Regions from separate parts of the Homo sapiens genome. Here region 2 is linked to region 1. A link is a contact called in ENCODE Hi-C or POLR2A ChIA-PET data. All regions are on one chromosome and are shown on one strand. The core of a region is the stretch at or near the end of the contact, and the rest is flanking DNA. Distances in the headings are between cores, read along the strand shown. Region 1 holds the start of JPX (JPX transcript, XIST activator). Region 2 overlaps FTX (FTX transcript, XIST regulator).

Region 1 (4,710 bases), core at 2,003-4,502:
CACAAATTATCTTTAACGACAAAAATCTAAGTCTAGCTTGTCAAGTTTTTCTCTGTAACATATTCTCTTAACAATTTGTATCCTTGATTACTAATAGTCAGTTCCTGCAAATGAACCAATCAATAATCAATTAAAAAAACCTAAAAAAATTAAATGATGTCCAACATTGTTCTCATAAAAATATATACAAAATTAACATACCAGTCGTCAATGCAATTTCAAACAAACAATGCAAAATTGGTAAAATGTTTTAGTCTTTATGTAGATTTCATCAAGTGTTTTGCCTTCTCCCAAGGGTTAGGAAGTTTAAAACTAATGTTCTGGCCGGGCGCGGTGGCTCACGCCTGTAATCCCAGCACTTTGGGAGGCTGAGGTGGGCGGATCACCTGAGGTCAGGAGTTCAAGACCAGCCTGACCAACATGGAGAAACCCCATCTCTACTAAAAAATACAAAATTAGCTGGGTGCGGTGGCACATGCCTGTAATCCCAGCTACTCGGCAGGCTGAGGCAGGAGAATAGCTTGAATCCAGGAGGTGGAGGTTGCAGTCAGCCGAGATCGCGCCATTGCACTCCAACCTGGGCAACAAGAGCAAAAATCCGTCTCAAAAAATAAATAAAACATAAATAAAATAAAATTATTAATGTTCTAACCACTGTTTACAGGGTTGTTGCACTAATAAATTCCACGTCCTGGACCTAAATGATTGCTAAAATGTTTTGCACACAGCAGCTAAATGTAATCACACTAACATGATGCCAGAAACAACTGATTCATCTACATGCAACCTCATTTCCCTCAGATGCCTCCAAGGCAACTGAAGTTCATAGATTTTGTCTAATTACAAGTGCAGGCTCAAATCACCTTGGATTTGAGTTAGGATCCACGGATTGTTTTTTGTTTGGTTAGTTGGTTTTGTTCTGTTTTTCAATTCAGGCATCTTGTTCATGGAACATTCATTATTTGCTTGAGATTGCTTTCACTGCCAGCTGCTTACTTTCTTTACCACTGTAGTATAATCTACACCCTTTGACTCAACTGCTTGCTAGATTCTCCCCTCAATTAAGAAATTTCTAGGCTCAAGGAAAAAAAAAAAGAAAAGAAGGAATTTTGATTGGCCACTGTTACAGTAATAGTCAGATAAGGCTGGGCACAGTGGCTCACGCCTGTAATCCCAATACTTTGGGAGGCCGAGGCAGGCAGATTACCAGAGGTCAGGGGTTGGAGACCAGCCTGGCCAATATAGGGAAACCCGTCTCTACTAAAAATACAAAAATTAGCCAGGCGTGGCAAGGTGTGCCTGTAATCTCGGCTACTCTGGATGCTGAGGCATGAGAATCGCTTGAACCCAGGAGGCGGAAGTTACAGTGAACCGAGATCGAGCCACTACACTCCTGCCTGGGTGACAGAGCAAGACTCCATGTCTGTCTGTCTCTCTCCCTCTCTCTCTCTCTATATATATATAAAATAAATTAAAATTAAATTAAAATTAGCCGGGCACAGTGGCAGGCGCCTGCAATCCCAGCTACTCGGGAGGCTGAGGCAGGAGAATCGCTTGAACTGGGGTGGTGAAGGTTGCAGTGAGCCAAGATTGCGCCACTACGCTCTAGCCGGGGCAACAAGCAAGACTTCATCTCAAAAAAAAAAAAAAAAAAAAAGTCAGATAGACACTTGCTTTCTTCTTTCATTGACTTTTTTTAAAAATTCATCTTCAATATTTACAAAAAATAATCCATGCTAGAAGTTGCTATGTCACAGAAGTTTAAGAAATGCATGGTAAAAATCACTAAGTTTAAAATAATGGTTACCTCTGGGGATGAGAGAAGAGAGAGATGCAATCAGGGATGGGTACACAGAGAACTTCAACTGTCACGTTAATGTTTGATTTTTTTTTTACGTTGGGTGGTGAGAAGAGAGGTTCATTGTATTATTCCTTGTATATCTGTATATGTCTTAAGTATTTCATAATATATTTAACGTCTCCTCCAAAAGATAAAGAAGTTAATCTTGCATTCCTTCATCACCCCATCAAAAAAAAAAAAGGACTCATACTAGACTATTCTGCAACTTACTTTTCTCACATAACCATCCATCATAAGATTCTCTAGGTCAAAAGTCAAAATATTTCATAATATTTATGTACCAAAATTTACTCAAACATTCTCCTATTGATGGATACACAGGTTGTTTCCAGTTGTCACAAGAACAAAATAGTACAAAAGTATCCTTGTTCATGCGTCATTATATACTGGTACTTTTATTTCTGTAGGATAGATTCTTAAAAGTCAGACTTTTGAATTCCAGTTTTTGTTCAAGTGATATCTGTATTTTTTATTTCCCTAAATATTGCCAGATTCTTTTCTAAAAGGTTGCAGCAATTCATACTCCGCGGTAATGCATGAAATTTACTTTAATCACATAAGCATTTAACAACATATTAGATGTCACTCTTAACTGTCTTCCCCATATATATAGTAAACATGCTATGCTTAACATAAACTTAATTTCGCCAACAGATTTGAAAACAGGAAATCTAGCTCTTTTCTTAGTGAGTAATCAACCTGGCAATGTAAGTCCCCCAAAGATTACACACACACACACACACCTCTGAGATGCTTCAAGAACAAATGTTAAGTTTTTGCCCAAAACTCCACATTTGGGGTATAGTGGGCACAGAAAAAAATTGTTTAATCTAGTGCATAATGAATACGTTACAAACAAATTAATTAAAACTAATAAGTCTGGACATGAAAGGCAGAACAAAAAAAAAATAAAGTTAGGCCCAAGAGGTTAGGCTGTTCCTAGGAAAGCTCTGAGGAGATGGAATCCATTTTGGCGCGACATGGTGTCAATAAAAACCCATTTAAATAAGGAAAAAGGAAAGAACGACCCATATATCCCTCCTAGGAGCTACCTTCTGCAACTTCCAAGCTTCGTCAGTAGAAGTTAGGCGATCAGCGAGAAAGAAATTATTCTCCGATATTTTGAAGAGACTGGAGAGAGAAAAATGGAATACAGGCCGGTTACTCCCCCGACTCAGGCCACGCGATCCCAAAGTGTGTAGCCTCGCTAACGGCCACTTCTCTAGCCAACGTGAGGCTCATCACTCACCACAATACTATTAACTGGCGAGTTTCTGGACTTTTGTTAGTGGACTCATACTTCGGACGCCTTGCAACCCCCGTAAGGACGCAGTGATTGCACTCCGTGCAAACGCCGCCATCTTAAGTCTTCCACTAGCCCTAGGGCATAGGCGGATGAAAGCCGGGGGTGGGCGTCACAGCCAAACAGGCCCGGCGCCCAGCCGTCGTGCACTACCTAAATGCCTCCGCCGGCAACATGCACCAGCCGTTGCCGTGCCCCAGCCGTTGCCGTGCCGCAGCCGTTGCCGTGCCGCAGCCGTTGCCGTGGACCCTCCCCCAGTTTCCTGACCTGTTGCACTTCCTCTCACAGCCTTTATCTCTTTTGAAATTCCCTTTTCCTTTTTCTTTCTCTTCATTTCTTTTTTCCTTTCCCAACCCAAATTTCTTTTAGCTTTGCCTCGACTCCTTTCTTTCTTCCCTATTTCCAGATCTCTCACTCTCATTAACTTTACCTCACAAGTATGATAGACAAAGCTGCCATTCACTTCTGTTATCTCACTAAGTCATTGCAACATCAGGTAAGCTGAGGACTGATTTTTTCCTGTTTTATAGATGACGAAATTAAGGCCCAAAGAGGTGACCCAATTTTCCAAAAGTGCTAGAATGAGCTAGAACCTACTTCTTTTCACTTTACTAAGCCCCGTGTTCCGATAGATGAGGGTGTATGTACTTCAACCAACTAATGGGAAAACAGAAACCAGAGGGTTTTGGCCTAGTCATACAGTGAGTCCGTCAATGGCAAAACTGGATTCAGAACAAGGTGCTTCCTTTAATTCTGTAAACAAAAGAGTCTTCATAAAAGAGTTGGTAGCCAGGTGTGGTGGCGCTTGCCTGTAATCTCAGTGTAATCCCAGCTACTTGGGAGGCTGAGGTGGGAGAATCGCTTGAACCCGGGAGGCGGAGGTTGCAGTGAGCTGAGATCGTGCTGCTGCATTCCAGCCTGGGCGACCGTGCCAGACTCCGTCTCAAAAAAAAAAAAAAAAAAAAAGAGTTGAGATGCTGCTCTTGAGCCTAAAAGTCCTTCCATCTTCCCTCTTCTTTTATTTATTTTTGTTTTATTTTTTTGAGACGGAGTCTTGCTCTGTCGCCCAGGCTGGAGTGCAGTGGCGCGATCTTGGCTCGGTGCTACCTCCGCCTCCTGGGTTCAAGCGATTCTCCAGCCTCAGCCTCCTAAGTAGCTGGGATTACAGGCATCTGCCACCATGTCCAGCTAATTTTTACTAGAGACGGGGGTCTCACCATCATGGCCAGGCTGGTCTTGCACTCCTGACCTCAAGTGATCCACCCGCCTCAGCCTCCCAAAGTGCTGGTATTATAGGCGTGAGCCACCGCACCCAGCCTCCCTCTTCTTTTAGATTCAGCTCTTTTAGATTCAGTCCTGACACTTCTAAGAGGCCTCTATATTTATCAAAACCTTTATCTCTGTTGTTCCCGCTCCATGAGGGAAAATACACTAGCTGGATACCAGCCCCAAAAGTATGAAAAAACCGAGGCCAAAACTTGTTTGTGAAGCATTATGTGTGAGTGGTGCAGGTTTCTGGGGGAAGGCTTGTGCTTCACCGGTAAGG
Region 2 (5,413 bases), core at 100-2,599, 180 kb before region 1:
AATTCCAGAAGCTCTGATTGATTTCTTTTTAAGGTGCTTATCTCTTCCTTCGTTTCCTGGATCGTGTTAGTAGTTTCTTTTTGTTGATTTTCAATCTCGTCTTGAACATCTTTGAGTTTTCTTGCAATCCATGGTTTGAATTCTTTAGCTGACATTTCTGAGTTTCCATTTTAGTTGAGGGCCATTGTTGGAGAGCTAGTGTGATCTTCTGGTGGTGACACAACATTCACATTTTTCATGGTGCCAGAATTTTTGTGTGGGTTCTTTCTCCTTTGGAGATAACTGGCATTTCTAATTTTTGTAATTATTTTCCTATAGATACAATTCCCCCCCTTTCAATCTGTATATTATTGTTTTTTCTTCTTCTTTCCCTTTCTCCTCCTTGACAGAGGATGTGACTATAGAGTATGTTGGAGAGGGTCTTTTGGCTTTACTTCCATATTGATACATAATTCTGTCAGCAGGTTTCATATTGGGCTGTGTAGTTCAACCTACATGCTGGTATATGGTGTTAAAGCAAACTAAATATGGCCTGAGAAGGACTCTGTACTTCTATATTTGAGTCCTTGTGGATGAACTGTAACCTAGCTTAATAGGCAGACAAAATGGAAAACCTAACTTAGTAGTATGCACTTGTAACAATAGCTAAGCCTTAGCCAATCCCAGCGGCCATACTTTAACCATTCATATACTGCTGAGTGTTCAAACTATGTTCAAAGAAGGCATACATTGAGCTGTAACCAGTCCAGCTGTTCTGTACCTCACTTCCAATTTCTGTATGTCATGTCCCTTTTTTTGTCTATAAATCTTCCACTATGTGGCTGCACTGGAGTCTTTGTGAATCTGCTGTGATTCTAGGGGCTGCCCAATTCACAAATTGTTCATTGCTAAATTAAACTTTTAAAAATATAATTCAACTGAAGTTTTTCTTTTATCAATGGTTTTATGGTTCAGAGCTAGTGGTTGTACAACAGATGGATATGTAACTGATCTTTGTTTACTGTGAGGTGCTCTGTGTTGTTTCAGCTAATGGGCTGAAGCATGAAGTTCTCTGTGACATGTGCTTCCTGTTCTGTGGGGGTAGGGGGACACAGCTAGGCAGAGCTGGAACTTCTGGCTTACCCTCAAATACTCCTATGTCAAGTGCAGGCACCAGCCCTAATGGAGGTGGCTAGGAGTGTGAGGAGCTCCTAATGAAATGTGCTGAAGTTTTTGTGTGGGACTGTGGGGCGCTGCACAAGCCCCTTGTCGTAAAGAGACAAGAATATGAACTGTTGCCTTATCACAACCCGGTTCCAGAGCTCATGACTCTTAGATGAGTCACATACTGTAGTCTGTCTCTGGGCCACAGTGTGGCTGAGAGCCTTGGGGACTGCTTAATTCGTGACTCTCCATGGGAGTGGTTTTGGGGCAGAACTTCATCACTCAGCCTAATTAATATAAATAGCTTCACAGCTTCCCTGTTCTCCAATGTGATATCATTACTTCTTTGTGTAAAAGGGGGTGAGTCTGCCTTTGGGTCTGTGTGTTGGTTATGGCGATATCAGCTGGTTGTGTCAGTTGGACCTCAGGCTCTGAGGGAAGTGGTCAGATGTCAGCAGAATTTGAATGGGGTAGGTAGTTCTCTAACTCCCCAGCCCCTAGATTGCTGGCTGAACATCATGTATGAGTCCTGATGGAGCTAGGTTGGGGTGGGGGGTGGGGTTCCTCAGGTGCTGGTCGTGATGGTAAGGGGCAGTCTGGTCCCTGGGTCACTGGCTGAACTCTTAGGTAGGGTTAGGCAGAGCACTTAGGCAGTGAGAGCCTAAGGGAAGATCACAGGCTTGTGGGGGTAAGGATTTTAGTAGGGCTCTGGACCACAGATGAAATAGTCATGTAGGGATTGAGTAGGTACACTGGAAGCCAGAAGGCATCAAACCCCATTTGGGAGGGTGCCCTGGTGGTGGTGGGTCACGCAGGAAGCATTCTGGCTGCCTCTGCAGGGTAGCTGCTGGTATGCTGGAGGCTTGCATAAGGGCTCAGGCTTTTTGTTTCCTCCCCAGCCTGGGGGCAGTAAGGGTGGGGACTGTGGTGGCTGCAACCACACCTCTCAGTTGCCTCAGGGAGCTCCACCCCAGAAAAATGCAGAGCCACAGCTGATCAGAGTGATCATGTCTGGGCTGGGCAGCTATCCTATGGGCCCCAGCAGTGTGGGGCCCAAGCAGTTAAGGGCAAGGGGAGCCTGCTTGCCGAAGAGCAGGGCGAGAGATGGTTCTTGTGTAAATAAGTCTGTCCTCTTTCTACATAGGGTAGATGCACAGGTGCTATGTGCTGGAGGTGTCAGTGAAAGCAATCAGGCTCTTCGTTCCCTCCCTAGCCTGTGGGCAGCAAGGGCGGGTACCCTGGCCCCAGCAATGGAAGAAGGCCTGTGAGTTTCTTCTGGGAGCTCCACCCCAGAGAAATGCTGAGCCAAGACTGGCCCGAGTGCTCAGGAGATGGTGGAATGGCTGCGCTGCAGGCCCCATTTGGGAGGCCCTGTCATGTGAGGAGCTGCAGAGATGGGGCCTGCAGTCCGTCTGCTTCTCATCACTGTGGATGCAATCTCTATCCTAGGGGCATGTGAAAGAGCCCGTCCTTCCTTGTTGGCAGGTCTATGCAAGCTGGTGCCTGGGTGCTCAGTGATCCAAGGTCCTTGGGGCTTCACATGACCTTGAGTGACGGCTCTGCCCAGACTCCAGGTGTTTCTTTGTGTCAGTCTGGAGGCCTGGGGGGTTGGGAGGATCTCCCATTCCTAGGATTGCAAAGGTCAATGGAGGAATTGTGGGTCCCTGGGGCTCTTCCTCACTCACCCTTTCCCTGTGGTAGTGAGCTTCCACTGCCTCTGCGCCAGTTCCAGGTGGGTGGCTGCTCTGCTTCATTCCTCTCTGTTCTCCATGGGTCCCGTTGCTTCTGTTACGAGTCCCAATGCGTTCTCGTGGATGATCCATTTGAAGAACTAGTGTTTACTAGCCATTCTGTTTCTTCTTCATGAGAGCAGAGCGCACTACCTGCTTCTAGTCAGCCATCTTTATTCTCTACTATTATATCCCACTTTTATTATTTTTGATATGAATACATATATTTTTTTATTGTGGTAAAAAGCATATAACATAAAATTTACCATTTTATTCATTTTTAAGTGTAGAGTTCAGTACTGTTAAGTATATTCACTTTTTCGTGAAATAAATATAAAGGTATAAATTTTAAATTTAATGTTTTTTTCTACTTATTCACTGAGTTGAATTATTATCTGAATTAGTTTTATCATTGATTCTTTGAAATTTTCCAGATATACTATTATTATTAACCACATTTATATCTGTATTTCTTCTGTCTTCCCTGATTGCATTTGAATAATACCTCTAATATAATGTTAAATTAGAGCAGAAATAGTGGGCATTTTTGTCTTGATCTTATTGAAAATGCTTTTAGTATTTCTCCATTCAATTAGACACTGGATTTAGGACTAAGGTATGAGTATTTTATTATGTTAAAAATATCGCTTATTTCTTACTATCTTGGATGTCTTTTTACATTTAACATGGATGGGCGTTTTCTCCAATTGTTTTTGCCGTATCTGTGGGGATAGTAATAATTTTCCTCTTAGATCTATTAATATTGTTTATGATATAAATGAATTTCCTAATATTAAACCTACCTTGAAATTTTGCTATAAATCCAATTTGCTAATGATGTATTATTTTCTTCACATCTTGTTAGATTCTGTTTACAAGTATCTTATTTAGTTTTTTTGCATCGACTTTTCTGACTGACATTGGTCTACAATTGTTTTAATACTGTCCTTATCTAGCTTAAGTGTGTGTTATACTTGGTACATGAAAGGAGTTACAATATTTTTCTTCTTTTTCAAGAAGAAGTTTGATGTTTTGGTAGAAGTCTCATGTGAAACAACTGCACCGGTTGCTTTTTTTTGTGAACTAGTTTCTTAATAACTTTATTTCTTCTATGAAATTGTTCTGTTTAAACATTTTAACTCTAATGGATTCAATTTTGGCAGTCTGTATTTTATTAAAAGATTATTTATCTTCTCCAGGCTTTCAAATTTATTTGCATAGAGGTCTAAAAAATATTGTAATTTTATTATTATTTTTTGTTTCAATAGTTATTTCCTCCTGAATATTTCTTGGTTTGTTAGTGCATTCTCCTACTTCTCCTGAACAAATTATCTAGTGATTTGTCAATTTTCTTAATCTTTTCAACAAACCAGGAATTTTGTTTATTAGTTTAATTAATTTATTTTAAAGGTCTCCTACCTTACTGATTTCTGCTTTATTATTTCCCTTTGCTTATTTTGATTTACTTTATTGTCCTTTTATTCAGTTTTTGATGCTTGGAATTTAATTAATATATTTTCAATCTTTGCTTTTTTATTGATTAAAGTGTTTAGTTCAATGAATTTTCCTCTGAGCACTGCTTTACATACATCCCATAGATGCTGATATGTAGTGGGTTTTTTGTTATTATAATTTATTAACTTCTGTCATTGTAGTTTGCATTTCCCCTTGCACACACTAAACTTGTTTAATGGGATGTTTTAAATTTCCAGGTGGAAGAATCTTTCTGGGTGTTTTTGTTTTGTTTTTGTTAGTAATATCTTGTTTTATTGCATTATCACCTGTATTGTTTATAATATTTATATTTTATAAAATTGCAGATTATTTTGCTGATCAATTGATCAATATTTGTAAATGGATCATGAGCCCATATACTACTCTAATACTCATGCAAATATTCTCTATTAGGAGCATGTATAGTTTAATATATATCCCTAACATTTACCCTAAGGATTATGTTGTCTATCTTTTTTCTCTCCTTAGTCATTTTTTCCCCTAATTGATCTGTCATGAACTGAGAGTGATGTATTAAGGTCTCCAATTATTAACATATTCTATCTATATTATTGACCCTCATTAGGTTTTACTTTATCAAGGTGGTTGCTGTTTTTGATGCATAGACATTCATAAGTTATATACCTTGATTGTTAATTGTGGCTTATAGCATTTAAGATTGATATTTGTTATGATTAATGCCTTTGGGCTTGAATTCTACTTTGCCTGATATCAGGTAACTATTACTACTTTCATTTTGCTTCAATTTGTCTACTGTTTTCTTGTTCATTACTGTATTTTTAGCCTTCTAAAACACTTCTTTCACGTATGTTTCTTGCATATAATATATGATTGGATCTTATTTTATAAGTCAAGTTGTAGAGCTTTGTATTTTAGAAAGGTAAGCCTATTTACATTTATTGATATGACTTGTAGATTTAGATACAAATCTGTTATTTTATACTATGGCTAATTTGATGTATTTGCTATGTTTGTCTCTATGAAAGCTGTAGCCTGTGTTTTTAAATATATATGTTTTCATATTT

Evidence for each region. Hi-C counts contacts between places; a loop is a spot of excess contacts on that map. ChIA-PET counts read pairs that join two places held with the same protein, here RNA polymerase II (POLR2A). Pooled maps may share reads with other maps.
Region 2: a map of PC-9 shows a loop between it and region 1 (21-fold over the local background). The contact joins the enhancer-like site here to the promoter of JPX in region 1. A Hi-C loop is called at or near these places in 1 of 168 maps with a recorded cell type or tissue (PC-9) and 1 of 50 pooled maps. POLR2A ChIA-PET finds 5 or more read pairs at or near these places in 2 of 52 experiments (MCF 10A and activated T-cell).

Annotation. Positions count from the first base shown.
Region 1 is chrX:73,942,866-73,947,575 of GRCh38, reverse strand. It overlaps JPX (JPX transcript, XIST activator), which reads right to left and starts at 3,252. Exons shown (of 5, transcript NR_024582.1): 1 at 3,111-3,252; 2 at 2,914-2,992. RefSeq lists an enhancer at 3,128-3,227.
Region 2 is chrX:74,115,372-74,120,784 of GRCh38, reverse strand. The region is part of intron 5 of FTX (FTX transcript, XIST regulator); the gene reads left to right. Among named protein-coding and RNA genes, the nearest start is that of MIR421, 100 kb to the left of the region's middle. Within about 2 kb of position 1,349, at least 2 of the 41 ENCODE cell types and tissues checked have a DNase peak (open chromatin) inside an H3K27ac peak, as active enhancers do; they include PC-9, where a contact is called at or near this core.